6 separate regions of the Homo sapiens genome follow, and all the other regions are linked to region 1. The links are chromatin contacts, found by Hi-C or POLR2A ChIA-PET in ENCODE. All regions are on one chromosome and are shown on one strand. Each heading gives the region's core, a stretch centred on a gene start or an enhancer-like site at or near the end of the contact. The rest is flanking DNA. Distances are from core to core; before and after follow the strand shown.

Region 1 (4,722 bases), core at 1,170-3,669:
GCTATTGGCTGGAGCCAGGACATGAGTCAGGGGCACCATGGACCTCACGTGCCAGGGAGACTTGAATGTGGCTGTCACTCTTCCGGACGCCAAGGGCTGCAGGAGGCTGCTTTTGGCACTACCCACCCCGTGTGACAGAATAGGAGCCAGCGACTCAGGACTGCTCACGGGTCAGGAGGGCAACGCCTGAAGTCAGACCTCCCTATAGGTCAACAGGGACAACCTGGGGATCTCTGGAGCAGGGCCCTCCTCTCTCAGGCTTGGCCCACTCCCCCAGACACCTGGACACGTGGCCACAAATCTGGGACAAGGGGCCCCCGCACAGCATGAAATAAAAAGTGCCTGAGAAGTGTGTGCATGGGACGCCTGCTCATATGGGATCGGGCTTGGAAGAACAGGGCCGGTGGGTGGGGGTCTGCCCTGTGGCCTCAGCCAAGAAGGGTGCAGAATATGGGTGGAACACTGTCCTCAAAGTTCTGTCTTGATCCTCCACCAAACAGGGAGCTCCCAGCAGAGCCTCACTTGGCCAGGAGCGCCTGCTGTCCTGGCAGCCCTCTCTGGCCTCCCTGATTCAGTGCCCAGCCTCTGGAGCCTAAATGTCAGCTGCAGCAGCCACCCATCCAGCAGAGGTGGCCAGTTCCTGGTGGGCCCAGCAGGACAGGAACAGATGGGCTCCCAGGCTGCCATCGGATGGGAGTCGTGGGAACTGGCTGGCTGGTATTGGTTGGGGCACCGTGAAGAACCCAAGTTCAGACAGCACATGCCAGAGGTTGAGGGGCTTCTCCAAGGCCACACAGTTGGGAGGGGCATGGCTGGGATTTAGACTCTGCCCTGCCAGCCTCTAGAGGCCCCTTTGATGGGCCCTGGGTTTGGTCTCCATTGTTTGTTGTGGGTTTTTTTCTTGAAACACGGTCTCGCTCTGTCACCCAGGCTGGAGTGCAGTGGCGCGATCTCGGCCCACTGCAGCCTCCACCTCTCGGGTTCAAGCGATTCTCCTGCCTCAGCCTCCCGAGTAGCTGGGATTACAGGCACGCACAACCAAGCCCAGCTAATTTTTGTGTTTTTTGATAGAGACAGGGTTTCACCATGTTGGCCAGGCTGCTCTCCAAACTCCTGACCTCCAGTGATCCATCCACCTCACCCTCCCAAAGTGCTGGGATTACAGGCGTGAGCCACCGCACCTGGCCCTCCATGGTATTTTCTTTTTTTTTTTTTTTTTTTGAGACGGAGTCTTGCTTTGTTGCCCAAGCTGGAGTGCAGTGGCACAATCTCGGCTCACTGCAACATCCACCTCCTGGGTTCAAGCGATTCTCCTGCCTCAGTCTCCCAAGTAGCTGGGATTACAGGCACCCACCATCACGCCCGGCTAATTTTTGTATTTTTAGTAGAGACGGGGTTTCACCATGTTGGCCAGGCTGGTCTCAAACTCCTGACCTCAGGTGATCCATCTGCCTCAGCCTCCCTAAGTGCTGGGATTACAGGTGTGAGCCACCGCACCTACCCGTCTATGATATTTTTCAAGGACATCAGGCCCACTGGTGTAACCAAGGTGCAGATGACCTAAGGTGTGGGAAAACATGAAGGCTGCATGCCAGGCCCTGGTTCCTGTGAAGCCCCCACCCTCATCCTGTCACTCCAGAAGAGAGGCACTGCAAGGCATAGGGGTACTCAGCTTCCAGGTACTGAGGTGGGCTGGGAAGGGGTTCTCCATGGGGGTCTGGGCGTTAGGGGGGACCCAGCCCCACCTTGCTCACTCTCAGGCAGAGCTGTCTCATGTGCCCCTTGAGGCAGGTACTGTCACACTGTCCATTTCCCGGGGGAAGAAGCGGATCCAGAAAAGTTAAACTCTCCCAGGGCCGAGGATGGAATCAGAGCTGGAGCTGTGACCTGGAAACCCATAACCACAATACAGATGAGCCCTGCTGAGGTGGGGGAAGCCTTGGATTCCTGAATCCCAGGCTACAGAAATCGGGAAGGGTGTGTGGACGTGAAATAGCTCCGACTGGGAAGAATCCAGGTAGGAGTGGGGTGCGGGGAGGTACTTTGAGCAGGCAAAACAGAACAAAAGGGCACACTGCACGCGGGTCTGACACCAGAAGACCCCGGTCGTCCTATCATTCCCGAAGGGTTAACATGCTCTCGAGGAAAAGCAAGTGATTCGCCTAAGTAAGAATGGGGTGGCGCCTCTCCTATTTTTTTAAAATAGAGATAGAGTAGCGCTATCTTGCCCGGGCTGGCCTCAAGCAATCCTTTCCCACCTCTGCCTCCTAAAATGCTGGCATTACAGCCCTGAGCCACCGCGCCCGGCCCAGCGCCCCGTCTCAAAACAAGATATTACTTCCGCTCCAAACAAAGATGGGCCAGCTAACGAGCGCGGGGGAAACATCCGCCCGGAAGGCCACTTGAAGGCACTTCCGCCCTCTCTTAACATGGAGCCGGCGGAAGGGGTGGTGTAGGGCCGGGCGATAATGGCGGCGTCGAGGCTGGAGCTAAACCTGGTGCGGCTGCTATCCCGCTGCGAGGCGATGGCAGCGGAGAAACGGGACCCGGACGAGTGGCGCCTGGAGAAGGTGAGGGGATCTCGCACTGCCGCGTAGAGCCCGACTCCCGGGGGGTGATTCCTAGGGTTGGAAGCCACCTGGCCCGACTCCCCGGCCCCAGTAGCCTCTCGGGCAGCGCCCTTTCCGGTCAGTCCCGCCACGTCCACCTGTAGCTTCCGCCCCCGTCCCTGGGACTCCGCCCCTCCCCCACTGGCCCCGCCTCCTTTACGCTTGACCCCTCCCATTTGTCGGCCCCGCCCCCCCGACTCCCATGATCAGGACATGGGAAAGACCCCCGGGTGACAATCCACTTTTCCTCCCCAGTACGTGGGAGCCCTAGAGGACATGTTGCAGGCCCTGAAGGTCCACGCGAGGTGAGTGCAGGCAGCCTCAGGGCTTTCACATCAGCACGTGGCTGTGCTACTGGACATCCCAGTACCGCTATCCCAGCTGGGACCCTTCCCTGAGCTGGGGACCATGGACAGGTTTTGTTTTTCTTCTTCCTGCCTTCCAGCAAACCGGCCTCTGAGGTGATCAATGAATATTCCTGGAAGGTGGATTTTCTGAAGGGGATGCTGCAAGCCGAGAAGCTGGTGAGAAGGGGTGCCCCTGCCCCCTCAGCCCCCATCACCGCTCACTTTGGTCCCCAGGACCTGCCCCTCCAGTGACTTATCTTCCCACATTTCTGCAGACCTCCTCCTCAGAGAAAGCACTGGCCAACCAGTTCCTGGCCCCTGGCCGTGTGCCAACCACAGCCAGAGAGCGAGTGCCCGCCACAAAGACGGTGCATCTGCAGTCACGGGCGCGGTACACCAGCGAGATGCGGAGTGAGCTACTAGGCACGGTAGGGCTCCTTCCCTGGTCCCTGGGAATCCCTTGGACAGGAATAGGGGTTCTATGCTTGTAGGCAGCCAGAACCACAATACTGTCAGATACAGGAACCCTAAGGGGGTCCAGCAATCTCTTCCCTGGGTCATCACACAAGGCTGCCCAACAGAGGGGCATTGTGGCTAAGGCTTTGCTAGATGAATAGGAATTTGGTACAAGGCAAAAATGGAATGTGTCTGGTTAAGCCCCAGAGTTGGCCCAAGAGCAGGGTTTGAGTCCTGGCTTGCAACTTACAAGACACATAAGTTTCTTCAGCCGTAAAAGAGGATGACAAGTTCCTTTCTGAGCACTTTATGTGGATCAGCTCAATCTTTTAAAATATGAGTTGTTGTGGCCAGGTGCGGCAGCTCACGCCTGTAATCCCAGCACTTTGGGAGGCCGAGGCGGGCGGATCATTTGAGGTCAGGAGTTAAGACCAGCCTGACCAACATGGAGAAACCCCGTCTTTAGTAAAAATACAAAATTAGCTGGGCATGGTGGCTCACGCCTGTAATCCCAGCTACTCGGGAGGCTGAGGCAGGAGAATCGCTTGAACCCAGGAGGCAGAGGTTGCGGTGAGCTGAGATCAAGCCATTGCACTCCAGCCTGGGCAATAAGAGTGAAACTCCGTCTCAAAAAAAAAAAATATGAGTTGTCGTTACCAGTTTAAGGTTGAGGAAACAGGCTCAGAGGTCATGGGATTTCCCCATGTCCTGACTGAAGGTGAGGAGGTTGAGGTCAGAAGGGACAGGTTTGGGAACAAGACAAGGGGGGTGACTTCATGGCATTTACTTTTTTTTTTTTTTTTGCGATGGAGATTCGCTCTTGTTGCCCAGGCTAGAGTGTGGTGGCGCGATCTCGGCTCACTGCAACCTCCGCCTCCCAGGTTCAAGCAATACTCCTGCCTCAGCCTCCCAAGTCACTAGGATCACAGGCACCCCCACCACACCTGGCTAACTTTTTGTATTTTTAGTAGAGATGGAATTTCATTATGTTGGCCAGGCTGGTCTCGAACTTCTGACCTCAGGTGATCTGCCCACCTTGGCCTCCCAAAGTGCTGGGAGTGAGCCACTGCACCCAGCCTCATGCCACTTACTTCTTTCCACAGGACTCTGCAGGTGAGTCACCATGAACACAACAGGACTTGAGGGCCAGCTGACTAGGACAAGACATGTATCCTTGCTGCCCCGGGGCCTCCATGCCGAGACTCCATGCCCTGACTCCAACAGGAGCATCACCAAACTACACCTGGAGGAAGAGCCAGGACAGAGGAAATGGCCCCGAGAGGAAACAAAGCTAGGCACAGTGGCTCACA
Region 2 (4,722 bases), core at 1,273-3,772, 940 kb after region 1:
CTTCCCACCATCATAGCTGCCATGCCCAGGCAGTGCCTGCTCTATATATAGAGTCTGCCTCCAATCCTGCTGGCTTCAGCCTGGAGAAGGGATATGGGAGCTGGAGCTTTGATGGATGAATAGGTGTTCACCGGATCTGGGCAGAGGGGTCATCCGCTCCCCAGGTGGGCACTGATAAAGGAAGGTACAGGCCTCACCTGGAACTGCCAAGGCAGCCTCCAGAAATGCTCGGCTGTCTCGGGGCACGCTCCAGTATGCCAGTCCTGCGGGATTACGTCCAGCTACTTCCAGAAACACTCAGTGTCCCCTCCCCTCAGGCTCTGCCTTGGCCTGGCCTTGTCCAGTCTACCCTGGACAAGATGCCGTGTGTTTGAGGCCCAGCAGAGTAAGCCCTTGGCCGTGATGTGTCTGAAACACCTGTTAGGGGTTCCCTCCATATGTCAGAGCCTCTCTGGGATGAAGTTCAAGCCAGAAAACCCAGTCGAGGCTCAAGTTTGAATTTCAGCTTCACTGTGTGGCTCTGGGAAAATGGCTTTCCCACTCTGTGCCTCAGTTTCCTTGTGTTTACAAGACTAATCCCATTGACTGTTTATTAAGCACCTACTGTGTGCCAAGCGCTTTTACGTGGCTTCTCCCTCAGCCAGCCTTGAGAAGGCTGGAGGTGGTGTCATCACCTCCATTTTACAGACAAAGCAGCTGAGACCCCAGCGAGGGGCGGAGACCTGTCCCACGATCACCCAGCAGGAGTCGTGGCAGAACGGAGCATCAGCCAGACCCTGTTGTGGGCGTTGTCATCAAGGGAGCTTGAATGGAGGGTCTGGTGTCAGATACAGCCGACTCCAGCCCCAGCTCATCCCCCATGATGCTGTGTGACCCACTGGGCACTCTGGTGAGGGAGCTTTCCAGACATCAACAGCCCACTCTGCTTCCCTTTCTGAGTCCCCTGTCCAGCACTGCCTAGTGTTGGAGGGTAGACCAAGGCTGTGCATGATTCACCCCCTCCTTCCATCCTGGAGCTGGCAGTGAATAAAAGCCCGTATTTACAAAGATGAGCTCCAACGTCTGGATTTGTGAGGGGCTGAGAAAGGAGGAAGGGAAGAGTGGGGAGGGGAGCGGAGTGAAATAGACCCATGGCTCAAAGTCATTGCAAGTGGGTTTTGAGGACTGCATAGCAGTTCGCTGTTGAGATTCTTCCTGATGCCATCGCTGGTACCAGCCTCCTGCTACCCTCTCCCTGCGAGTACTCCATCATAGCCCTGCCTTTAAAAGCTTCCTCCAGACATCTGGGCCCTGAGCTATGTTTTTTATTTTTATGTTTTTGAGACAAGGTCTCGCTCTGTAACCCAGGTTGGAGTACAGTGGCGCAATCACGGCACATTGCAGCCTCGACCTCCTGGGCGCCCTGGGCTATGTTAATAAAATAAATAAGCGGCGGGGCGCGGTGGCTCACGCCTGTAATCCCAGCACTTTGGAAGGCCAAGGCGGGCGGATCTCCTGAGGTCGGGAGTTCCAAACCACCCTGACCAACATGGAGAAACCCCGTCTCTACTAAAAATACAAAATTAGCCGGGCGTGGTGGCGCATGCCTGTAATCCCAGCTGCTCGGGAGGCTGAGGCAGGAGAATCGCTTGAACTCGGGAGGTGGAGGTTGCGGCGAGCCGAGATAGCGCCATTGCACTCCAGCCTGGGCAACAAGAGCGAAACTCCGTCTCAAAAAATAATAACAAAATAAGCAATCGTCGCGTCCTTTCTATCCTGGTCTTAGCTTGCGCTCTGCCATAAAACTCCCTCTAGCCGAACCCGGCCCAGCCCTAGAGCAATCCGTTACTTCCGGGGCGCTCAGCCGGCATGCAAACACTCTTGGCTACAGCCCCATCTCCGAGTGCGTTCGGCTATTTCCGGAAACCGTCGGCATCTAGGCTCAAGTCCGCTAAATTCTAGTGCCCGTAGGGGTCGAGATCGTTGGCTGTTTCCGGACGCTCTGGGTTGCCATGGAAACTCCTTCAACCCTGGCTTTCTCCGACTTCTGCTTTTTGCGGCAGGCCCTTTCCCCACTCTACTGCCCCCTGTTTGCTGAGCTTGAGAACGCCTCATTTGTCCCCTGGAACCATCTATGCTTCAGTAATTCCCATAAGCTGGCGGTCGCCTCTGGGTCTAAACTCCCAAGGCCTCCATTGGGCACTGAGCACATTCGGTTATTTCCAGAAACGCTCCGCGGTCTTGGGGATCAGCCTCAGTTGTGCCAGTGCGGCCGTAGAGAGTGTTCGGCCATTTCCGAAAGCGCTCGGGCGTCTCTAAGCCCAGCCGAGCCCAGTCTCGGATCCCTCGCCGACCCGATTGCACTCGGCTACCTCTGGAAACGCTCGGCTGTCTCGGGGGCACCCTCTAGTCCACCAGTCCCGCGGGATTACGTTCGGCTACTTCCGGAAACACTCGGGTGCCCCCTTACCTCAGGCTCCGCCTCGGCCTCGGTTCATCCGCCCGGCTCGAATGCGCTCGGGCATTTCCGCCGGGGGCGGGCCAGGCCGCTCGGAACCGTGGCGGCGGCGGAGGCGGGGATCCCGCGGCTGCGGCGACGGTGGCCGCGGTGGAGCCACGGGGCGGGCTTGGCTTGGTGTGACGGCGGCTGCGGCGGCGGTGGCGGCCGCGACCAGGTGAGTCCTGACTGGCCCTCGTGGCGGGGGCGGCTGGGAGTGTGCTTAAATGCGGGGCGCCCGGGGGCAGTGCCGGGCCCCGGTGGAAGCCAGAACGCAAGCGCCAGGCTGCGTCGGGCCCCGCGGGAACTGGGGGGGCCGCAGGCAAGGGGGGGCCTCGGGCTCGGCTCCGCAGCGGTGCAGCCTCCTTGGGACGGTCGGGGCAGAATGGGGAGAGACTCCCCGCGTCCAAGATACCGGACTGGAGCCGAGGCCCCAAATGAAGGGAGGCCCTGCCTGGAATGGGGCTTCGAATAGTACCGAGGGGCGCCCAGGCATTGTGCGGGGCAGAATGGGGTGCGGGAGGGCCGGGGGTCGAACCCACTTCCGGTCCCCTAGCCGGGTGGCCGGGTCCACGCAGACCCAAGTGCGCGTCTGTGTGAGCGCTCAGGCCCTGCCTTCACCCGCGGAGCCCCCAGCCCTGCCTGCCCCGCCCCTCCCGCCTCCCGGATTCGGGGAGCGCTGCTCCCGGGGCGCGCACACCGGGGCGTGGGGGCGGGCTGGCAGGCAGATCCAGGCGGTTTTCTGGGCATCCCCTCTCGGGGCCTCAGTTTCCCCACCTGTAGAATGAGGGTAACAGAGGCCTAGGAATGGGTAAATTGGGCACCCGAGAATGTGGCGCCCCTCCGCCCTGCTCGGACACCTCTTGGGGTTCCCCGTGACTGAAGGATGCTCAGAGCCTCCACCTGACACTCGGGCCTCTTGGTGGATAGCACCTATCCTTATAGCCACCCTGAATCCTTGACAAGCAACTTAACCCACTGCCAAGGCTTTGCATGTGCCGTTCCGTCTGCCTGTCGCGCCTTCCTATCCGCTGTGATGATCCATTCTCTAGAACAGCACGTCCATCCCCCGACCCTAGCCCTGTCCATCACAGGGCGTCTGAACCCGCAGGGCTAGGCTGGGAATGTGTGCCTATCTCCGCCTCCCCAGGCTGGGACTCCTGGGGAATAATCAATGCCCTGCTGCCGGCAGCCTCCCCTCCTCCTCAGCTGCAGTACCCCCACCTTCTCCTGGCTCCCTGTCCCTGCCTGGGGCTAAGGTTCCTTCTAAGCACCTCCCCATCTGCATTTTGTGCCTACTCTGGGCCCCAGGCTGGAGCTACCTGCCAGCCCACTCACTCCTCCTCTGCAGAGACTGGAGGTCCATTTGCTTGGACTCACCTCGAGGCCTTTGCTTGTGTAGAGGCCTCTTCCTGGACTTTGTTCCCTACCTCTTAGTTCAGCTGGCCTGACCCCTCTATGGAGCTCCCAAAGCACCCGGAGTGGCCTCCATTGCGTCCTCCCTGCCCTAGGTATCTGGCCACCTGGCTGCTGCCCCCTCATGTCCAACTGGGCCAAGTCGGCAGATCTAGGTGTAAGTCCTGGCTTCCTCCTGGCCTACTGCACGGCCCTAGATACCTCCCTGCTCTGAGCCTCAGTTTCCCCATCTGTAACAGGGGTGATGAAAAGCCTGTTTACTGGCCGGGCGCGGTGGCTCACACCTGTAATCCCAACACTTTGGAAGGCAGAGGCAGGAGGACTGCTTCAGCCCAGGAGTTTGCGACCAACCTGGGCAACATAGCAAGACCCCACCTCTATTGGAAAAAAAAAAAAAAAGGCTGGGCAAGGTGGCTCATGCCTGTAATCCCAGCACTTTGGGAGGCCAAGGCGAGCAGATCACTTGAGGTCAGGAGTTCAAGACCAGCCTGGCCAACATGGTGAAACCTCGTCTCTACTAAAAATACAAAAATTAGCTGGGTGTGGTGGCCTGCTACTCGGGAGGCTGAGGCAGGAGAATTGCTTGAACCTGGGAGACAGGTTGCAGTGAGCTGAGATCACACCACTGCACTCCAGCCTGGGTGACAGAGCAAGACTCTATCTCAAAAAAAAAAAAAAAAAAAACTGATTTACTGAGCATGTAGTATACCTGGGGCAGGTTCTTGGGAACTCTACTCCCAGCAGCTCCAAGGGAAGGCTGTCAGTATACCCATTTTACAGATAGAGAAGCTGAGGCCCTGAGAGGGACCGGCCCCAAGGTCACCCAGTGA
Region 3 (4,722 bases), core at 1,161-3,660, 740 kb before region 1:
GACCTTTCGAATTTACGTTGATATTCAGGGTCAGAAAAGAGTATATAAGGAAGGAGATTCTGAGATGATGTCATGGAGTACAGAACAGACTGAAAAAGATGCTGATGGGAAAAGTGCAGACAGGAGTGGGGGTGGAGAAAACACACCCCTCCTCCCCTAGGCTAGCCCGCTGGGTTATCCACTTTGCTCACCTTCACCTGGCCATCTGCTTGCCAAGTGTGCTCTGTCACCTAAATCCAACCAGATCACAGCCACCTGCTGCAGGGTGCTTCCCTTTTGCCCCCAACCAAAAATTTTGGAATTATACCCTTGGTTCCCCCAGAGTTATCTGTGAACCCAAGTGATCTCCTGAGCTAGACAGTAAGGGCCTGGGAGGGCCATGCCTCACACCTGGGCCAACAGTAACCCATGGTGTAGATTTTCACTCGAGAGCAAGTGTAAAGAAGTGCTGACATTTCCAAACGAAGAAAACCAGGCCACGCCTTCATTCAACAAATGTATAGGGAAAGGAACAGGAAGAGGCTAAGAAGTCAGTGACCTGGCCAGGCGCAGTGGCTAACGCCTGTAATCCCAGCACTTTGGGAGGCCAAGGCGGGTGGATCACTCGAGTTCAGGAGTTTGACACGAGCCTCGCCAAAATGGTGAAACCCCGTCTCCACTAAAAAAAAAATACAAAAATTAGCCGGGTGTGGTAGCACGTGCCTGTAGTCCCAGCTACTCAGGAGGCTGAGGCAGGAGAATCACTTGAACTCGGGAGGCGGAGGTTACAGTGAGCTGAGATCATGCCACTGCACTCCACCCTGGGTGACAGAGCAATACTCCATCTCAAAAAAAAAAAAATTGGACAGGAAGTTTTAGAAAGATCCACGCCTCCCAAACTGGGAGTGCTTAGTGCTTTCTCATGAAATGATCTTAGGTGATTTTCCCCCGACTCCCGCCTTCCCCGCCCCCCACCCCCTGACTACATACTCTAAACTGTAGCACTTAGCTATTAACACCTATTATCGGTAGGACACTTAACAGTTTACAGAGCACTTTCATGTCAGTAACAAGAACTTGCTAATTAATAATCACCGGGTTTTAGCACTGTTAACTTAGTGACAGTGTTGCAAATTGGCTAGCTGTGCACTTCTCTCTCCTTGGATCAGCTAACCAGTCATGCAAGCATGCAACCGGCCTATCAACTCTCTTTGGGTTTGGAATTCTTAATTGCTGCGGTCTCTACTCCCAAACGTCCAAATCTGGCAGAGATTAAATGATGACAGTAATTATAGGATCACTGAGTGCCTCTCATATGCTAGGCACTGTTCTAAGCGCTTTTTCACGTGCTTAATTTTCACATAATCCCAACACATTTTTATATCTCCATTTTCCAAAGGAAGCAACTGATGGGTGGAATGGCTAAGAGCTTCAACCAAAGGCACAGAGAAATCGGGGCTGGAGCCAAGATTTGAACACATGATCTGACCCTGTGTCCTCACTCTTAATCACCATGCTGTGCTAGATCATTCTAGCAAAATGCTTATATGGTGCTTTGCACAACACAGGTATTCAGCAAATAAAGGCAGCTGTGATTAGCATAACACAGGTAGTTTCTAGTTCCCACGAGTGTCACCTCCAGGAAAGCAGCGACCTTGTCTGTCTGGAAGAATGCAGCGCTCCCAGCACCTGACCCAACGCACATTTGAGGGATGGATAGAAAATGAATGAATGAAAGTCTCTCCCAAATAACAGAGCTGCCTACGCATGGCTCTTTTTCGCATGTCTGTGTCGCGCTATCGATACTGCCCCTTCATAAGCGCATCAGGCGAATTTGAGGACACAGAGAGGCGCCCGGAGACGTACGATCTGCGCCCGGTGCAGGGGTGGCGGAAGCAGCTTCCAAGGAGGCAGGGGATCAGTCTGAGATCGCACTGCTGCTGACGGGTCCGGGCTCCGGCGGGACCCTGCCCGCCCGGGCGCCGGGACCGGAGGGAGACAAAGACTCGCTGGGCCGCCGCGCCGACAGAAACGCTCGCACCCCTCGCCCACCCCTCCGGGATGCAGCCCAGCGCCTCCGCGGGTCCCCGGCCTGGGAGCTTCAGCGGCGGCAGGGTCCGGGCCCTGGGCGGAGAGGACACGCGCTGCGCACCTCCTCGCCTCGCCGGTGCCCGCGAGGGTCGCTCGGGCACGGGAGGCCGCGGGTCCCGGCCTGTCACCTTCAGGGCCGCCTGCCCACCCGCCCGCCGCAAGCCCTTCAGCACGCGCCGCCCCCGCCGCCGCCTGGCTGAGTCTCCCAGCGCCTCAGCCTCGCCGCACCGCTCGCCTCGCGCCCCGCACCCCGGCGCCGCCCCCAGGCCCGCCCGGCCCGTACCTGCTGGGAGAGGGGGATGAGCGGCGCCGCCATCTTCCCGCGGACTCGGGCTCCGAGCGCCGGGGGAACGGGGGCGGGGCTGCAGCCACGCGTGCGCACTGGGACGACGGGAGGGCGGTGCGCAGGCCGCCTGTCCCGGGAGAGGGCGGGGCCGTAGACAGGGCCACGCATGTGCAGTCAGGCCGGGAGGGGCGGGGGCAGGGGCGGGGCCGCCCACACGCAGCCTGGAGGGGCTGGGCCTGAGGCATCTGCGTCTTCCGTGCTCTCTTGCCCGTTCCCCTACTCCTCCTTCCAACGTTGTTCGGACTCTCATGCCGCTGGCCGCTGTCCGAGTCGACCATGCTGTGTCATCCCTCCAGCCCATGCCGAGGCCTGGTTCTCTGTTAGGGATGCCGTCCCCCTGCCAGTGCGCCTGGGGAGGCGGTCGCCCACCCCGCGGAGGGTCGGGACCCTCACCCTGCCCCGCAAAGCGCCCTGTTCCTAGGATCGCAGTGTGTGTGTGTGTGTGTGTGTGTGTGTGTGCGCGCTAATTTGGGGGACCCGCACCCTGCCCCCCTCACCCTGCCCCGCAAGGCGTCCTCCTGGCTGTGGTGGCGGGCACCTGAAATCCAAGCTACTCAGGAGACTGAGGCAGGAGAATTGCTTGAGCCCAGGAAGCAGAGGTTTCAGTGAGCCAAGATCACACCATTGCAATCCAGCCTGGGCAACAGAAGCGAAACTCTGTCTCAAAAATAAATAAATAAATAAGACAAGAACCCACTTGTTGCCAGGTACAGTGGCTTACACCTGTAATCCCAGCACTTTGGGAGGCCGAGGTGGGAGGGTCATGAGGTCAGGAGTTGGAGACCAGCCTGGCCAGTATGGTGAAACATCAATATGGTGAAACCCCATCTCTACTAAAAAAAATACAAAAATTAGCAGGTGTGGTGGTGCATGCCTGTAGTCCCAGCTACTCAGGAGGCTGAGGCCAGAGAATCACTTGAACCCGGGAGGTGGAGGTTGCGGTGAGCCAAGATTGCACCACTGCACTCCAGCCTGGGTGACAGAGTGAGACTCTGTCTCAAAACAAAGTCAAAAACAAAAAGAACCCACTTGTAACTGTTGCTAATCAAAGCATACATTCAGGGCAACTTGAATCTGTGTCTCCTGGACTGCGGTCCTCAACCTTGGCCCAAACTCTCTACTTATATTAACTTTGCCTCAGCTTCTTTTGTTACATCAATAGAGTAATGAAGGTTTTTAACAGTCTTGAGTGCTTTATCAGTACGTATTCCATAAGGAAAAGAGAAGTCCTTCTAGGTACTTCAAACAGAGGATATTGAATACAGGGGATTGAGCCAGGCTCTGTGGCTCACACTTGTAATCCCAGCAATCCAGTTGAGACAGGTAGATTGATACCAGCCTGGCCAACATGGAGAAACCCCATCTTTACTAAAAATACAAAAATTAACCCAGTGCAGTGGCAGGTGCCTGTAATCCCAGCTACTCAGGAGGCTGAGGCAGGAGAATTGCTTGAACCTGGGAGGGGAAGGTTGCAATAAGCTGAGAACTCACCATTGCACTCCAACCTAGGTGACAGAGCGAGACTCTGTCTAAAAAATAAATAAATAAAAATAAATGAATACATAAACGACTACAGGGGACTGAGTATAAAAGTGTTGGAAGTACTGGAAGAACAAAAGAGGAAGGTAAGTTTACCTAAAGATTCATAACTATATGAGGCTGCTAGCCTCTCTAGAGCTGAAAGATTAAAGCAGGGGAGGTGGCTGGGCATAGTGGCTCACGCCTGTAATCCCAGCACTTTGGGAGGCCGAGGTGGATGGATCACCTGAGGTCAGAAGTTTGAGACCAGCCTGGCCAACATGATGAAATCCCGTGTCTACTAAAAATACAAAAATTAGCCGGTTGTGGTGGTGGGCACCTGTAATCCCAGCTACTCGGGAGGCTGAGGCAGGAGAATCACTTGAACCTGGGAGGCGGAGGTTGCAGTGAGCTGAGATCACGCCACTGCACTCCAGTTTGGGCAACAAGAGCGAAACTCCGTCTCAAAATAAATAAATAAATAAAGCACAGGAGGACCCATAACCCACAATCACTGTGCCTACAGAAGGATCCCAGATGTGTTCACCCTTGCTAGCCACAGTTGCCTCCACCATGATTGCGAAAGTCACAGTTGTTGTTGTCACCACCACCTAAGCCACTGGCAGAAGTCTGAAAAAATGGTTTCTCCCCTCTTTCTGCCTCCCAACTTTGTTCTAATAAAGCATGACAGGAACGTTGCCAATTGGCAACGGCGTCCAGGAAATGTAGCATGCAGGCTTTAAGTGCCAGTATCAGAGTCTAGAATGGTGGTGGCCATAGAAACTCTC
Region 4 (4,722 bases), core at 1,538-4,037, 720 kb after region 1:
TGTATTTTTAGTAGAGATGGGGTTTCACCGTGTTAGCCAGGATGGTCTCGATCTCCTGACCTCGTGATCTGCCTGCCTTGGCCTCCCAAAGTGCTGGGATTACAGGCGTGAGCCACCGCGCCCGGCCTTTAATAATCTTTTTACCTAGAAGGCGGGGGAACCTGCTGGGAATTGGCGAAAACTAGCAGTCACGCCCTTTGGCCAGGAGATGGGGAGGTTTGGCCATTTTTGTGGTTTGGACAATGCTCTTGTATTCACCTGTGCTAAGACTCGATTACGGAAGGGTTTTGTTTTTCTGCGGCCAAGTGTGACTGGTCTGAGTGTCCCTGTCTGATGTGGACATTCCGTGAAATTGGTTTGGTCAATCAAAAAACTCTACAGTTTAGCTGTGACTGCCAGGCCAACTGCTAGCTGACTGTGTGTGGTCCAGGGCTACTTTTATCTTCCTCACTTTATATTCACCTCCTCACCTTTGCATATACTGTTCCCTCTGCCCAGAACACCTTTCCCTCTCTTTTTCACTCAGCTCTTTCCTTCTCAAGCTTCAGAGCTCTCCTTAAATGCCACCACCTCTGAGAAGCCCTCTTTGATCACCCAGGCTGTGGGCCTCCACAACCCTATTTCAACCCCAGGCACATCTTTTAGTCACAATTACGATTATTATTTTATTGTTATTATTATTATTATTACTTTTGAGACAGAGTCTTACTCTGTCACCCAGGCTGCAGTGCAGTGGCGTGATCTCAGCTCACTGCAACCTCTGCCTCCCAGGTTCAAGCGATTCTCCTGCCTCAGCCTCCCAAGTAGCTGGGATTACAGGCGCATGCCACCACGCCTGGGTAATTTTTAGATGGGGTTTCACCATGTTAGCCAGGCTGGTCTTGAACTACTCACCAAGTGATCTGCCCGCCTCAGTCTCCTGAAGTGCTGGGATTACAGCTATAAGCCACCACGCCTGGCCTTTATTATTATTATTTATTTATTTATTTTGAGATGGAGTTGCACTCTGTAGCCCAGGCTGGAGTGCAATGGCACGATCTCGGCTCATTGCAATCTCTGCCTCCTGGGGTCAAGTGATTCTCCTGCCTCAGCCTCCCAAGTAGCTGGGATTACAGGCATGTGCCACCACGCCCAGCTAATTTTTGTGTTTTTAGTAGAAACAGGGTTTCACCATGTTGGTCAGACTGGTCTCAAACTCCTGACCTCAGGTGATCTGCCTGGCTCGGCCTCCCAAAGTGCTAGGATTACAGGCGTGAGCCACCATGCCTGGCCTTTATTAGTATTTTTTAAGAGAGGTTCCTTCACCCAGGCTGGCTGGAGTGCAGTGGCGCTATCATACCTCACTGCACCCTCCAACTTCTGGGCTCAAGTGATTCTCTTGAATGGGAGGATGAGCATGCCACCACGCCCAGCTAATGTTTTTATCTTCTGTCGAGATGGGGTCTCATAATGTTGCCCAGGCTGCTTTCAAACACCTGGCCTCAAGCGATCCTCCCACCTTAGCCTTCCAAAGGGTTGGGATCACAGGCATGTGCCACTGCGACCAGCCAGGATAATAATCTTTCATGTGATTTTCCGACTTTAAGCCCCCTGCACCCAGAGACCTTTCTGTCTCATGCCTGAAGGGAAGGAACTGGCCACGGAAAAACCTGGGAAATTCCTGGGGGAACTCCCTGAGGCAAGACTGCGCCTGGCAATTTGTAAGAAGGGGGCTGGTGCGACCTGAGCAGAGAGCTAATGGGAGGGTGAGGGAAGCCAAGGGAGATGGGGTGGGAGGTGGGAGGAGTCTTGCGGGACAATGGGAACCCAGGGGAGGCGTTAGAGCAGGGGAGGTGCATCGCGCACTGGGATTTAGGTCCCAGCAAGGTCGCTGGGGGGATGCCTTTTAGGGAATGGACTCTGTGGTCAACTACTCCTACCTGAACTGCCCCCAAAGCATTTGCTTTTCCCTCTCCACAGTCAGGACCAGTGTAACCTTAGACCCCTAATACTGCCATTTTTACTGTTGAGAACACCGAGAAGTAGTAAATGCAGAAAATCTAAAGTATAGTGCCTAAGACAAATTGGCGCCTCAAACCTAATTTCTAAATAAAATTAATAAATAATATTGCAGAAGTGGGGAGCAGGTCAGCAATCCAGGAAGAGGCACTGGCAGGAGCAAGAGACGGAATTTGAGCCTACTCGCGGTTATGAGCCTACTCGCGGTTACATTTTGGCCAAACTCAATTCCTGGTCTCTCTGAGCCTCGGTTTCCCTACCTGGACTGCGCGGTGTGTGTTAATTTCTCTGCCCCATTTATCTCCCCTCTCCTAGCCCCGCCCCAGCGTCACCAGTGGGACGCAGAGACTCAGGACTAGGAAAGCACTTTTAAAGCGTTAAGGGATTGCGAAGAGCTACGGAGAGGCTTCCTCAGGGCTATACTGGGTCCACCTCCCCTCATGGACCGCGGGCGCGCTCTGGCGGCCGGGCCGCTCCAGGCTGAAGCCGCCGGACCACGTGTGTAGTCGCAGCTGCCATCTTTCATCCGGGCATCGGCCATCTTGGTAAAGGCAATGTTCTAGATTTTCGCCTCTGCCCGCCCCTCCTGGTTCATCAACATATTAAATGAGCGTAGGGAATGAGGGCGTATTAAGTGTCCTCTTTTTGAAGAGACAAAGAAGTGGCTGACTACCCTGGCTTGGGTCCGAGGCCCAGCCATCTTTTTCTTTACCAAAATGGCGGCGGTACTGAGGCGCAATGAGTGCGCGCCGCCAGGAGCTCAGCGCGCAGGCCCCATGATGACGTCACGGAGGCGCGACCGGGCCGGCGCTGGGGTAAGAAGGTAGGAGCGTCTGCGGCGCGGGCGGAACCCGGGTTCGGGGAGCAGAGGCGCGGGGCGGGGGCTGCTTGGCCTGGGACCATCCCCTGGGAAGGCTGGAGGAGGGGTGCTGGGAGGCAGGAGCACTTCTGGCGTCCAGTCTGAACCGCACCTAGTTGGGGGCGATGCCCATTTCCAGACTAGACGATTGAAGCCCGACGCGACAGCATGTTCGAGGCCACCTGGCCCCGGACTGCCCCTAGGCAGCTTCTGGTCTCGAGAGGGACAGAGTTGGGCGCGGACTCCCCCGGCCTCTTGTAGGGGGATTAGTGGTGGGGGACTTCAAAAGGGATAGCCGGGAGGGCTGCTTAGAGGAGGCATTGTTGAATTTTGTATTCTGTTATTTTACCTTCACATCCGTGGGGTCTTAATCCCCATGGGTCTTGATTCGCTTCTAAGTGTGCCCCTCGCCCAGCCTGAGCCACTCCCTGGGTACCGCCTGGGCTCCCAGCTCCTGCCATCTGGGGAGTCCACCTCCTCACTAACCCCAGAGGGCTTGTGTGACCCATAGATTGGGCTTCCCGGCTCTAACGCCCTCCACACCTTCCCATCTCCCTGGAATACAAATCGCCCCCTTTTCCAGCCTACCTCCTGCATCCCGCGTGCAGGCTGCGCTCTCCCCCACTCATTCAGACTTTTCCTTAGATGTCTCCTTTAGGAAGCCCTTTGACCCAGGCTGGGTCAGAAGCCCTCTCCGGGCTTCCCCGGCGCCCTGCGTGTCCTTATTAGGACTCTGATTGCATGTGTTGGCTCTTCTCTGGGAGTCCCATGCAGGCAGAAAGCTCATTTGTGCCACCTCTTTCCCCAGCATCGCACACGTATTAGGTGCCCAGTACATATTTATTGAATGACGTGTGCAAGTGAGTGAGTGTTTACTACACAGAGAAAAGTGTCTGTATTTCCAGCTTGGGCTGTCATAACTAATACCACAGACTGGGTGGCTTAAACAGCAGAAATTGCCAGGCACTGTGGCTCACACCTGTAATCCAGGCACTTTGAGAGGCCGAGGCAAGCGGATCACTTGAGGTCAAGAGTTTGAGACCAGCCTGGCCAACATAGTGAAACCCCGTCTCTACTAAAAATACAAAAATCAGATAGGCATGGTGGCACATGCCAACATGGTGAAACCCCATCTCTATAAAAATACAAAAATTAGCCGGGCGTGGTGGCAGGTGCCTGTAATCCTAGCTGCTTGGGAGGCTGAAACAGGAGAATTGCTTGAACCGGGTGGGTGGAGGTTGCAGTGAGCCGAGATTGTGCCACTGCATTCCAGCCTGGGTGAAAGAGCAAAACTCCGTCTCAAAACAAAAAAAAGCCCCAACGTGGAAACAGCCCAAATGTCTAGCTGTGGACAATGGATAAACAAAATGTGGCGTATCCATGCAGTGGAGGAATATTCAGCCATAAAAAGGAACGAAGGGCCAGGCGCAGTGGCTCAGGCCTGTAATCCCAGCACTTTGGAAGGCCGAGGCGGGAGGATCACTTGAGCCCAGGAGTTCAAGGCCAGCCTGGGCAACATAGTCAGACCCTGCCTTAAAAAAAAAAAAAAAAAGCTAGGCATGGTGGCCTGCACCTATAGTCCCAGCTACTTAGGAGGCTCAGGTGGGAGGATCACTTGAGCCCAGGAGGTCAAGGCTGCAGTAAGCCGAGATTTCGCCACTGCACTCCAGCCTGGGCGACAGAGTGAGACCCTGTCTCCAAAATAAATAAATAAATGTACTCTCACACTGTGTGGCCTTTTGTGTCTGGCTTCTTTCACTTAGTATTGTGTTGTTGAGGTTCAACCACATTGTATCATGTATGTATTGGTGCCTTGTTTCCTTGTTTCCTTTTTTTTTTTTTCTTTTAAGAGACAGGGTCTTGTT
Region 5 (4,722 bases), core at 1,043-3,542, 670 kb before region 1:
CCTCCACCTCCCAGGTTCAAGCGATTCTCCTGCCTCAGCCTCCCGGGTAGCTGGGACTACAGGTGCCCACCACCATGCCTGGCTAATTTTTTTTGTATTTTTAGTAGAGATGGGGTTTCACCATGTTGGCCAGGCTGGTCTCGAACTCCTGACCTCAAGTGATCCGCCTGACTCAGCCTCCTAAAGTGCTGGGATTACAGGCACAAGCCACTGGGCCTGGCCTCCTTTCAAGCTGCTTTTTTTTTTTAGATGGAGTCTCATTCTGTCACCCAGGCTGGAGCGCAATGGTGTGGTCTCGGCTCAATGCAACCTCCAGCTCCCAGGTTCAAGCGATTCTTCTGCCTCAGCCTCTCCAGTAGCTGGGACTACAGGTGTGTGCCACCACACCTGACTAAGTTTTGTAATTTTAGTAGAGATAGGGTTTCACTATGTTAGCCAGGCTGTTCTCAGACTCCTAACCTCAAGTGATCTGCCCGCTTCAGCCTCCCAAAGTGCTGGGATTACAGGCGTCAGCCACTACGCCTGGCCTCCTTTCAAGCCTTTTCTTTTTCTTTCTTTCTTTTTTTTTTTTGAGATGGAGTCTTACTCTGTCACTCAGACTGCAGTGCAATGGCGTGGTCTTGGCTTACCGCAACCTCCACCTCCCGGGTTCAAGCGATTCTCCCGCCTCAGCCTCCCAAGTAGCTGGGACTACAGGCGCGGGCCACCACACCCGGCTAATTTTTGTATTTTTCGTAGAAACAGGGTTTCACTATGTTGGCCAGGCTGGTCTCAGACTCCTAACCTCAAGTGATCTGCCCGCCTTGGACTCCCAAAGTGCTGTGATTACAGTATGAGCCACTGCAACAGGCCTCCTTTCAAGCTGTTTAATCGAACACCAACTGTGTGTTATGTATTAAGGGACAATGACCTTGTACCTTAATACAAGACGAGCGTGTAGTCCCCTGAACTACACGCTCGCCGAAGCCAAACAGACCTTGTTTGGGTCATTGTACCTTAATACATAACACACAATTGGCGTTCGATCAAACAGCGGACAACCACCTCTCAATGTCCATCTACCTGGCAAACTCCTAGTTATTCATTTAAACAATCTAGAGACGGGGTTGGGTACTGAACGTGACAGATGTGATACCTGCCCTGAGCAGCCGCACCACCTGGTGACTATCCATTATTCAAAGGCCAGCTCTGCTTCCTAACTTTAAACTTCTTTAGAGCAGGACTGGAATCCTGTTGCCTAAATGAACGAACATTGATAAACACTTGCCAATAACTAAAACTCAGAGGGATAATTCTTTTTGATTTCTGCTGCAGGCATCTGAAATGCACAAAACCTTGCTGGACCCACAGGGAGACGGCAAAGGGGGCTGGACAGTGCCTGTCCCATGGACTCCCATCCGGCCTCTATCACTTCCTCCCTAGAAAACACTAAAACAATCACGCTACTCCTGCTAATCTCCGTCATCAGTCTGCAAAACAACAGCAAAATCCCTGATCCAGAGCCCAGGGGGGAGGATCGAAAACCTCGTTGTTCTCCATTACAGTGGCACCCAGCAGCCGCTCTGTGCAGGGCCGTGGGAACAGCGGAACAGGGATCGTGTGGACCGAGCTGCTCCACTTCAAAGAATAAACGACCCGAAAGAAAGAGGTTTGTGGCAGAGCCCGGACTGGAATCCGAGAAAGGAAGCGCTCGATGGGACGGCCTGAGTGCCGGAGGGGACTCACGCTGCTGCTGCTCCAGCGCCAGCTTGCACTTGTAGTAACTGTAGAATTCGCCTCCGAAAAGAAACGAGAATTTGGGGTTGTCCTTCTGCTTCTCCATAGTCATCTTCTCAAACTCGGGCCCATTGCGAGCCACGAACTGGGCGAGCTTGTCGATGACATTTCGAAGCTCCTGGTCTGGAGGACGGAGAAAAGGCCACGCGGGGCGTCAGCGAGGACCGCCCAAAGCCGGGGGACTCGGCGCCCCAGCCCCCGTCCGCCTTGCCGGGGACCCCAAGGGGGTGGGCCCCGAAGAGGCCGCCCTTGTACGGGTCCCGATAGGGGCCACACGCTCGCCGGGAATGCGGGGACCCACGGGAGAGGCCGCAGGCGAAGCCGCGAGGCCGAGCCCCGCCCCCTCCCAGACCCGGGGACTCCGGGAGGCGGGGCCGGCCAATAGGAGGTTCCGGGGAGAGAGAAACGGTCTCTCGGCCGGTTTGGGTCTCACCATCGGGGGGCAGCGGCATCTCCATGGCTCCGGCCGCGGGGAACGTCCTCCGGCGCCACACGATCGACCACCAGCGCCGTCTGCGGAAGCCGGCCGGAAGTGGCGCGAGGGAGCCGTTTACGGCGGGCTTCTAGGGCCGCTTCCGCCCGCCACTTACGGCCGTCGCTGGGAAACTCCGGAAGTGAGAGCGGGAGGCAGGCGGGAAGAAGCCGCGCGATGCCTGGCGCGCGGGAGGGGCTAGCGACGCGCACGCGCAGAAGTTTCCTGACACTTTCGCAGAGTGGGTCCCCGTCGCGCGGCGCCGCGGAAAGGCTGGAACGGCGCGGGTGGGTGTTAGTCGAGACCGGGGGGCGCGGGGCGTGCCCCTTGGTCGGCGTCGCAGCCCGATGGGCTGGCTGGTTGCTACCTCCGGGCGACCAGGGGCCTGGGGACTTCGTGCCTGGGCCAGGGTCTCTTTCCTTTCGCGGGCACAGTGAGGAGACTGCGAGGTGAGGTGCGTCCGGGTGGATCCCGGGCTGCGGCGACTGTCACATTCTCCCCGGCCAGACCGGAGGTGGAGCAGAACTGGGGGCGACGAGCTTGACTGGGATTGCAGCTGGACGTATTTAGGTTCAAAACATCCTCCTCCTGGCTTTCTTCCGCTCCACTCTTTGGTCAGGAAGACTGGGGCGGGGTACCCCCCAACCCATGCCCTCAAATTGCTGGCCTAGAGGGCACAGCGCCTTTCTAAAAGCTGCAGTTGGGTTGCCTCTAAAATAATGAAGCTAACCCTTGCTAATTGTGGGGAAAAGATAGCCAGAAGCAGCAAATTTCTGCTGTGGACGTCCGATATAAACTGATCCTCTTGAGATGGTTAATGCTTAGTTGGCTATACCTGCCCCCCGCCCCCGCCGCTTTTTTTTCCTTTATCCGTTTTTTTTTTTCTTTTTTCTTGAGACAAGGTCTTGCTCTGTGGCCCACGCTGGAGTGCAGTGTCATGATCATAGCTCACTAGCCCTGAACTCCTGTGCTCAAGTAATCCTCCCGCCTCGGCCTCCCAAAGTGCTAGGATTATAGGCATGAGCTACTTTACCCAGCCTGTTTTTTTCTGTGCAAATAAATGCACATGTATTTTAGATTAGTTTCATTTTTATTGTTAACAGCATTTTTCCACCAGATGCTTATGGATTGACAACTCTACATCAAGTGTTGCTGTAGGCTAGGAATCAACAAAACTTTTTGTATAAAAGGGACAGAAAGCAAATATTTTAGACTCTGCAGGTCAGGAGGCAAGATCAAGGATTTTTTTTTTTCTAAATGTCCTCTAGTTCATATTTTCTCATGAAGATCGAGGATCTTAATTGTTTGGTTTTTTTTTTTTTTTGAGACACAGTCTTGCTCTCTCTCGCCCAAGCTGGAGTGCAGTGGTGTGATCTCGGTTCACTGCAACCTCTGCCTCCCGTGCTCAAGCAATTCTCCTGCCTCAGCCTCCAGGGGAGCTGGGACTACAGGTGCGCACCACCACGCCCGGCTAATTTTTGCATTTTTAGTAGAGATGGGGTTTCACCAGGTTGGCCATGCTGGTCTTGAACTCCTGACCTCACATGATCTGCCTGCCTTGGCCTCCCAGACTGCTGGGATTACAGGTGTGAGCCACCCTACCCAGCCTTATTTAGGTATTTCTATAACCAGAAAGAAAAGTTCATAAAATTTTTGTTGGTGAAAATCAAAATATGATAACTGAGTAGTTTCTTAAATACAAGTTGCTACAGTTTGAATGTTTGTTCCTAATCCCCAGTGAAACAGTATTAAGAGGTGGAGCCTTTAAGAGGTGATTGGGTTATGAGGTCGTGCCATTCATGTGTTAATGGATAAATAGGTTATCATGGGAGTGGGACTGGTTTGGAGCTTGCAGTGAGCTGAGATTGCACCACTGCACTCCAGCCTGGGCGACAGAGTGAGACTCCATCTCAAAAAAAAAAAATAAATAAAATAAATAAAATAAAATAAAAAGAGGAAGAAAGGCCAGGCTCAGTGGCTCATGCCTGTAATTCCAGCACCTTGGGAGGCCAAGGCACGCAGATCACCTGAGGTCAGGAGTTCGAGACCAGCCTGGCCAACATGGAGAAATCCCATCTCTACTAAAAATACAAAAATTAGCCGGGCATGGTGGCGGATGCCTGTAATCCCATCTACTTGGGAGGCTGAGGCACGAGAATCACTTGGACCCAGAAGGCAAAGGTTGAGGTGGAGGTTACAGTGAGCCAAAGTCGTGCCACTGCACTCCAGCCTGGGCAACAGAGCAGGACTCCGTTTCAAAAAAAAAAGGAAGAGAGACCTGAGCTTGCACACAGCCTGCTAGCCATGTGATGCCCTGTGCTACCTCAAGACTCTGCAGAGTCCCCACCAGCAAGAAGGCCCTTGATTTTGGATATCTCAGCCTCCAGAACTGTAAGAAATAAATTTCTCTTCTTTAAAAATTGCCCAGTCTCAGGTGTTCTTTTATAGCGATGCAAAATGGACTAAGACCCAAG
Region 6 (4,722 bases), core at 1,344-3,843, 630 kb after region 1:
CAAGTGATCAGCCTGCCTCAGCCTCCCAAAATGCTGGATTACATGTGTGAGCCACCGCGCCTGGCCGAGACCAGGAGTTTGAAACCAGACTGGGCAATATAGTGAGACCTCCTCTCAAAAAGAAAAAAAAGCCTTGTAATCCCAGCACTTTGACAGGCCGAGGCAGGTGGATCACTTGAGGCTAGGATTTTGAGACCTCATCTCTAAAAAATTAGCAGGGCATGGTGGCACACCCCCATAGTCCTAGCTACTTGGGAGGCTGAGACAGGAGGATGCCTTCAGCTCTGCAAGTTGAGGCTGCATTGAGCTATGATCACACCACTGCACTCCAGCCTGGGCGACAGAGCAAGACCTTATCTCTAGAAAAAAAACACAATACAAAAACTATGATCCAAAATAATGCCCTGTGGCTGGGGTGGGGCGGCATTAATGAGGGTTTTTTTGTTTTTGTTTTGAGACAGAGTCTAGCTCTGTCATCCAGGCTGGAGTGCAGTGGCACAATCTCGGCTTACTCTGCATCCTGGGTTCAAGTGATTCTCCTGCCTCAGCCTCCCAAGTAGCTGGGATTACAGGGGCACGCCACCATGCCCGGCTAATTTTTGTATTTTTGGTAGAGACGGGGTTTCACCATGTTGGCGAGGCTGGTCTGGAACTCCTGACCTCGAGTGATCCTCCTGCCTCGGACTCCCAAAGTGCTGGGATTACCGGCGTGAGAAACTGCGCCTGGCCTAATGAGGTTTAAGACAATCAGAGGACTAGGACCCCTAGGACTCAGCTTTCGCAGCTGTGAAATGGGCTGACTCCCCAGCATCCTCATTGAGGTGGTCTGCTGAGCGCAATCCAGGCCTAAAGTGTCAACTCAATTAATGTGCATTAATTTGTATATTTCTTGATGATGTGCCGGTAAGCGATCAACAAACGCCTGTTAAACCAAACAGGAAGGGCAATTGGCACAGCGGTGTGGTGGTTACTGTGGGAAGGGAAGTCTTGTGGGGGAAAGAACCTTACCAAAGGGACACTTTGATGTCACCGATGCCCAGACCAAGAATGAGCACATTCCTAGTCCCGGGAACCTTGGAGGAGCCCCATCTCTCCCACAGAGAGATTGATGTCTAGTTTTGCCCTTTATAGAAATAAAATCACACACCATAGCCTCTCTATCGTCCCCTCAACATCAGCCAATCAAGTTTTTTGGTTTGTTTGTTTGTTTTTTTGAGACGGAGTCTCGCACTGTCACCCAGGCTGGAGTGCAGTCGCACGATCTTGGCTCACTGTAGCCTCTGCCTCCTGGGTTCAAGCGATTCTCATGCCTCAGCTTCCCAAGTGGCTGGGATTACAGGCGCGCACCACAGCGCCCAGCTAATTTTTGTATTTTTAGTAGAGACGGAGTTTCACCATGTTGGCCAGGCTGGTCTCAAACTCCTGGCCTCAGGTGATTCGCCTGCCTTGGCCTCCCAAAGTGCTGTGATTACACACGTGAGCCACATTGCCCAGCCTTTTTATTTATTTATTTATTTTGTAGGGGGGAGGACGGATTCTTGTTCTGTCTCCCAGGCTGGAGTGCAGTGGCATGATCTCGGCTCACTGCAAACTCCACCTCCCAGGTTCAAGCGATTCTCCTGCCTCAGCCTCCTGAGTAGCTGGAATTACAGGCACCCGCCACCAAACCTGGCTAATTTTTGTGTTTTTAGTAGAGATAGGGTTTCACCATGTTGACCAGGCTGATCTCGAACTCCTGACCTCCAGTGATCCGCTGGCCTCAGCCTCCCAAAGTGTTGGGATTAAAGGCATGAGCCACTGTGCCCAGCCCCAGTCGAGTTTAAAATAAGGCTTCAGTGGCAGTGGCGCCCCACTGCAATCCCAGCTACTCAGGGGGCTGAGGCAGCAGGATAGCTTGAGGCCAGGGGTTAGAGACCTGCCTGAACAACATAGCAAGACTCCCATCTCCAAAACAACAAAAAAATCTTAACAGAATATTATTATTCTGTAATACTGTAACAAAAAAAAATGAAAAGTCAGAGGTGATGTTTGGTCCCAGAAAACGCCATAGTTTTTTTGGTTTTTTAAAAATGTTTGTAGAAATGGAGGTCTGGCTATGTTGCCCAGGCTGGCCTTGAACTCCTGGCCTCAAGCTATCCTCCCGCCTCGGCATCCCCTGTTTATAATCCTCAACGTTCTGCATCCTGGTATGGTCGGGTACCCTGTGTCTGGACCGGGAAGGCCTGGAGGGTAGGGGCTGGGAACTCCGCCCCCCAATCCCTCCTTCCCAATCCCTCCTCCCCACCCCCAACCCCGCAGCCCCCGTCGCGCATGCGCAATGACTCCTCCAGGTCCGCAAGGCAGGCATCTCCCGGCCTTAGTCAAAGCCGAAGCCCAGAGAAGCGAGCGATCGGAGGATGCGAGTCTCGGCTCACGTCTGCCTCGCAGCTTTCCTCCGAGGCCTGGAAGGCGAGCTAGCCTTTGCCCTGGCAGCACCCTGCCCCAGCCCAGCCATCCCCCGCCACCACCATCCTCCCCCAGTGTCTGGGCCGAGCCCTGCGGCATCGCCAGCTCTTACCTAGCGGGCAGGGACCCTGGACTTTCGAAGGGCGGGCAGAGCCGGGAGGCAGCGAGAGGAAAGTCCCACTCGGCTCCTTCCTGTGTGGGCCCCTTGGTTTCCTGAGCCACTGTCATTTACCGAAAGTCAGGGCCCTGCGGGAGCTGGGGGCGGGGAGGCGGGCAAGGAGGGGCAGAAAGTTCCGGAAGCCTCTGCATCAGCCGCCCCGTTCAGACAGGCTGCTGGAGACCCCTAAGCCAAAGGAACTGATGATAGCACAGAGAAGGGTCTGGGTCACACCAGGGGCTCAGCCGACTCTAGACCCACTTGTTAAGTGGGGCTCTGGCCCGGCCCTTATTGCCTCAGTTTACCCATCTGTAGCATGTGTGAGTTGGGCACCCAGTGGAACTAATTTTGCACCCAGGGAAGGAAACCTGGCTGGATTTGCCCAGGAGGGAAGCAGGGAAGTTGCCCCAGAGGAAGGTCAAGTTCTTCTTTGAGGTATTTCTCCCTTAAGACTCAGGGAGACGCTGGGCGCAGTGGCTCACGCCTGTCATCCCAGCACTTTGGGAGACTGAGGCGGGCGATTACTTGAGGTCAGGAGTTTGAGACCAGCCTAGCCAACATGGCGAAACTCCGTCTCTACTAAAAATACAAAAATTAGCCAGGCGTGGTGGCCTGTAATCGCAGCACTTTGGGAGGCTGAGGCGGGCGGATCACTTGAAGTCAGGAGTTTGAGACCAGCCTGGCCAACATGATGAAACCCTGTCTCTACTAAAAACAGGAAAATTAGCCAGGCCTGGTGATGCCTGTAATCCTAGCTACTCAGGAGGCTGAGGTGGGAGGATTGCTTGAATCTAGGAGGCGGATGTTACAGTGAGACGAGATGGCGCCACTGCACTCCAGCCTGGCAACAGAGCGGGACTTCGTTTAAAAAAAAAAGAAAAGACTCAGGGAGAGATAATGACCCATTTCTGCCTGTGGTGCCCTGGGCCCAGCCCTAAAAAACCAGGTGGATCCGGCCTGGCCTCTTGGAACTTGTGATCTGGCGCTGAGACAATGAGCAAATGAAGGAGCCAAATCATCGCAGACAACAAAGAAAGCCAGGGTGTCAGGACAGGCACAGACTGGAACTTGGACCCGAGGCAGGACAGGGAGCTGGCCAGGGAAAGGGTGCTCCAGGAGGAGGGCACAGGATGGGCAAAGACCTTGAGAGGGCAGTGATCTTAGCAGCTTGAAGAGCAGTCAGGAGGCCAGGGGCAGGGGTGAGATGAGGGGGAAGGGGACTGCAGGGCGGTCAACAGGGGCAAGATCGTGGGGGGACAGGGGGATCAGGGTCTTTGGGAGAAGGGTGGGTTTTGCCTGGAGCATAATCTGGAGCCACAGGAGAGTTGGAAGTAGGAGCTGTTATAAATAGAAGAGGCAGAAGGCCCGGGCAGCATCCAAATGCAGAGACTTGGGCCAGTGTTCTTAGGATAATAGGATCAGAGCCCCGGAAGTAGAGCTTCAGGAATAGACTGACGAAGTGGTGACCGGGTACAGTGGCTCACATCTGTAATTCCAGCACTTTGGAAGGCCCAGGTGGGAAGATTGCTTGAGCCTAGGAGTTCGAGACCAGCCTGGCCAACATGGTGAAACCCCATCTCTACTAAAAATATAAAAATTAGCTGGGCGTGGTGGCATGTGCCTGTAATCCCAGCTACTTGGGAGGCTGAGGCAGGAGAATCACTGGAACCCAGGAGGCAGGCGGAGGTTGTAGTGAGCTGAGATTGTGCCACCGCACTCCAGCCTGGGCGACGGAGCAATACTCTGTCTCAAAAAAAAAAAAAGGAATAGATTTAAGAAGTTGTGGCCAAGAACAGTGGCTCACACCTGTAATCTCAGCACTTTGGGAGGCTCAGGCAGGAGGATGGCTTGAGCCCAGGTGTTCGAGACCAGCCTGGGCAACATGGTGAAACCCTGTCTCTACAAAAAATACAACAACAACAAAATAATAAGCTGGATGTGGTGGCATGTGCCTGTAGTCCCAGCTACTAGGGGAGGCTGAGGTGGGAGGATCACCTGAGCCCAGGAAGTTGAGGCTGCAGTTAGCTGTGGTCATGCCACTGCACTCCAGCCTGGGCAATGGGAGTGAGATCCCGTCTCAAAAAAAAAAAAAAAAAGACTTTTCATCTCTGTATCACCAT

Evidence for each region. Hi-C counts contacts between places; a loop is a spot of excess contacts on that map. ChIA-PET counts read pairs that join two places held with the same protein, here RNA polymerase II (POLR2A). Pooled maps may share reads with other maps.
Region 2: a loop to region 1 is called in a pooled map, with 4 times the contacts of the local background. The contact joins the promoter of PIK3R2 here to the promoter of USE1 in region 1. A Hi-C loop is called at or near these places in 4 of 50 pooled maps. POLR2A ChIA-PET finds 5 or more read pairs at or near these places in 2 of 52 experiments (H1 and activated naive CD4-positive, alpha-beta T cell).
Region 3: a loop to region 1 is called in a pooled map, with 5 times the contacts of the local background. The contact joins the promoter of EPS15L1 here to the promoter of USE1 in region 1. A Hi-C loop is called at or near these places in 7 of 50 pooled maps. POLR2A ChIA-PET finds 5 or more read pairs at or near these places in 2 of 52 experiments (B cell and activated CD4-positive, alpha-beta T cell).
Region 4: a loop to region 1 is called in a map of gastrocnemius medialis, with 4 times the contacts of the local background. The contact joins the promoter of CCDC124 here to the promoter of USE1 in region 1. A Hi-C loop is called at or near these places in 1 of 168 maps with a recorded cell type or tissue (gastrocnemius medialis) and 6 of 50 pooled maps. POLR2A ChIA-PET finds 5 or more read pairs at or near these places in 2 of 52 experiments (AG04450 and WTC11).
Region 5: a loop to region 1 is called in a pooled map, with 11 times the contacts of the local background. The contact joins the promoter of CHERP here to the promoter of USE1 in region 1. A Hi-C loop is called at or near these places in 1 of 168 maps with a recorded cell type or tissue (naive thymus-derived CD4-positive, alpha-beta T cell), 1 of 37 single-sample maps with no recorded cell type and 9 of 50 pooled maps.
Region 6: a pooled map shows a loop between it and region 1 (4-fold over the local background). The contact joins the promoter of JAK3 here to the promoter of USE1 in region 1. A Hi-C loop is called at or near these places in 6 of 50 pooled maps. POLR2A ChIA-PET finds 5 or more read pairs at or near these places in 3 of 52 experiments (BJ, Panc1 and activated CD4-positive, alpha-beta T cell).

The regions. Positions count from the first base shown.
Region 1 is chr19:17,212,938-17,217,659 of GRCh38, forward strand. USE1 (unconventional SNARE in the ER 1) reads left to right here and starts at 2,420. Exons shown (of 8, transcript NM_018467.4): 1 at 2,420-2,570; 2 at 2,865-2,914; 3 at 3,055-3,133; 4 at 3,232-3,384; 5 at 4,516-4,525. The coding sequence starts at 2,469. It overlaps MYO9B (myosin IXB), which reads left to right. Exons shown (of 40, transcript NM_004145.4): 40 at 1-349. RefSeq lists enhancers at 2,060-2,640, 2,404-2,723 and a silencer at 2,744-2,813.
Region 2 is chr19:18,150,641-18,155,362 of GRCh38, forward strand. PIK3R2 (phosphoinositide-3-kinase regulatory subunit 2) reads left to right here and starts at 2,523. Exons shown (of 16, transcript NM_005027.4): 1 at 2,523-2,654. It overlaps MAST3 (microtubule associated serine/threonine kinase 3), which reads left to right. Exons shown (of 28, transcript NM_001393504.1): 28 at 1-1,047. RefSeq lists enhancers at 1,274-1,353, 1,896-2,788, 2,094-2,373 and silencers at 2,484-2,863, 3,174-3,393.
Region 3 is chr19:16,469,560-16,474,281 of GRCh38, forward strand. It overlaps EPS15L1 (epidermal growth factor receptor pathway substrate 15 like 1), which reads right to left and starts at 2,411. Exons shown (of 24, transcript NM_001258374.3): 1 at 2,354-2,411. The coding sequence starts at 2,386. RefSeq lists enhancers at 1,589-2,500, 1,733-1,882 and silencers at 1,963-2,182, 2,243-2,642.
Region 4 is chr19:17,930,228-17,934,949 of GRCh38, forward strand. CCDC124 (coiled-coil domain containing 124) reads left to right here and starts at 2,788. Exons shown (of 5, transcript NM_001136203.2): 1 at 2,788-2,821. RefSeq lists enhancers at 1,866-2,404, 2,551-2,610, 2,631-2,820 and a silencer at 2,901-2,950.
Region 5 is chr19:16,540,145-16,544,866 of GRCh38, forward strand. CHERP (calcium homeostasis endoplasmic reticulum protein) reads right to left here and starts at 2,293. Exons shown (of 17, transcript NM_006387.6): 1 at 2,210-2,293; 2 at 1,726-1,899. The coding sequence starts at 2,234. RefSeq lists silencers at 1,925-1,994, 2,005-2,194.
Region 6 is chr19:17,845,389-17,850,110 of GRCh38, forward strand. It overlaps JAK3 (Janus kinase 3), which reads right to left and starts at 2,594. Exons shown (of 24, transcript NM_000215.4): 1 at 2,558-2,594.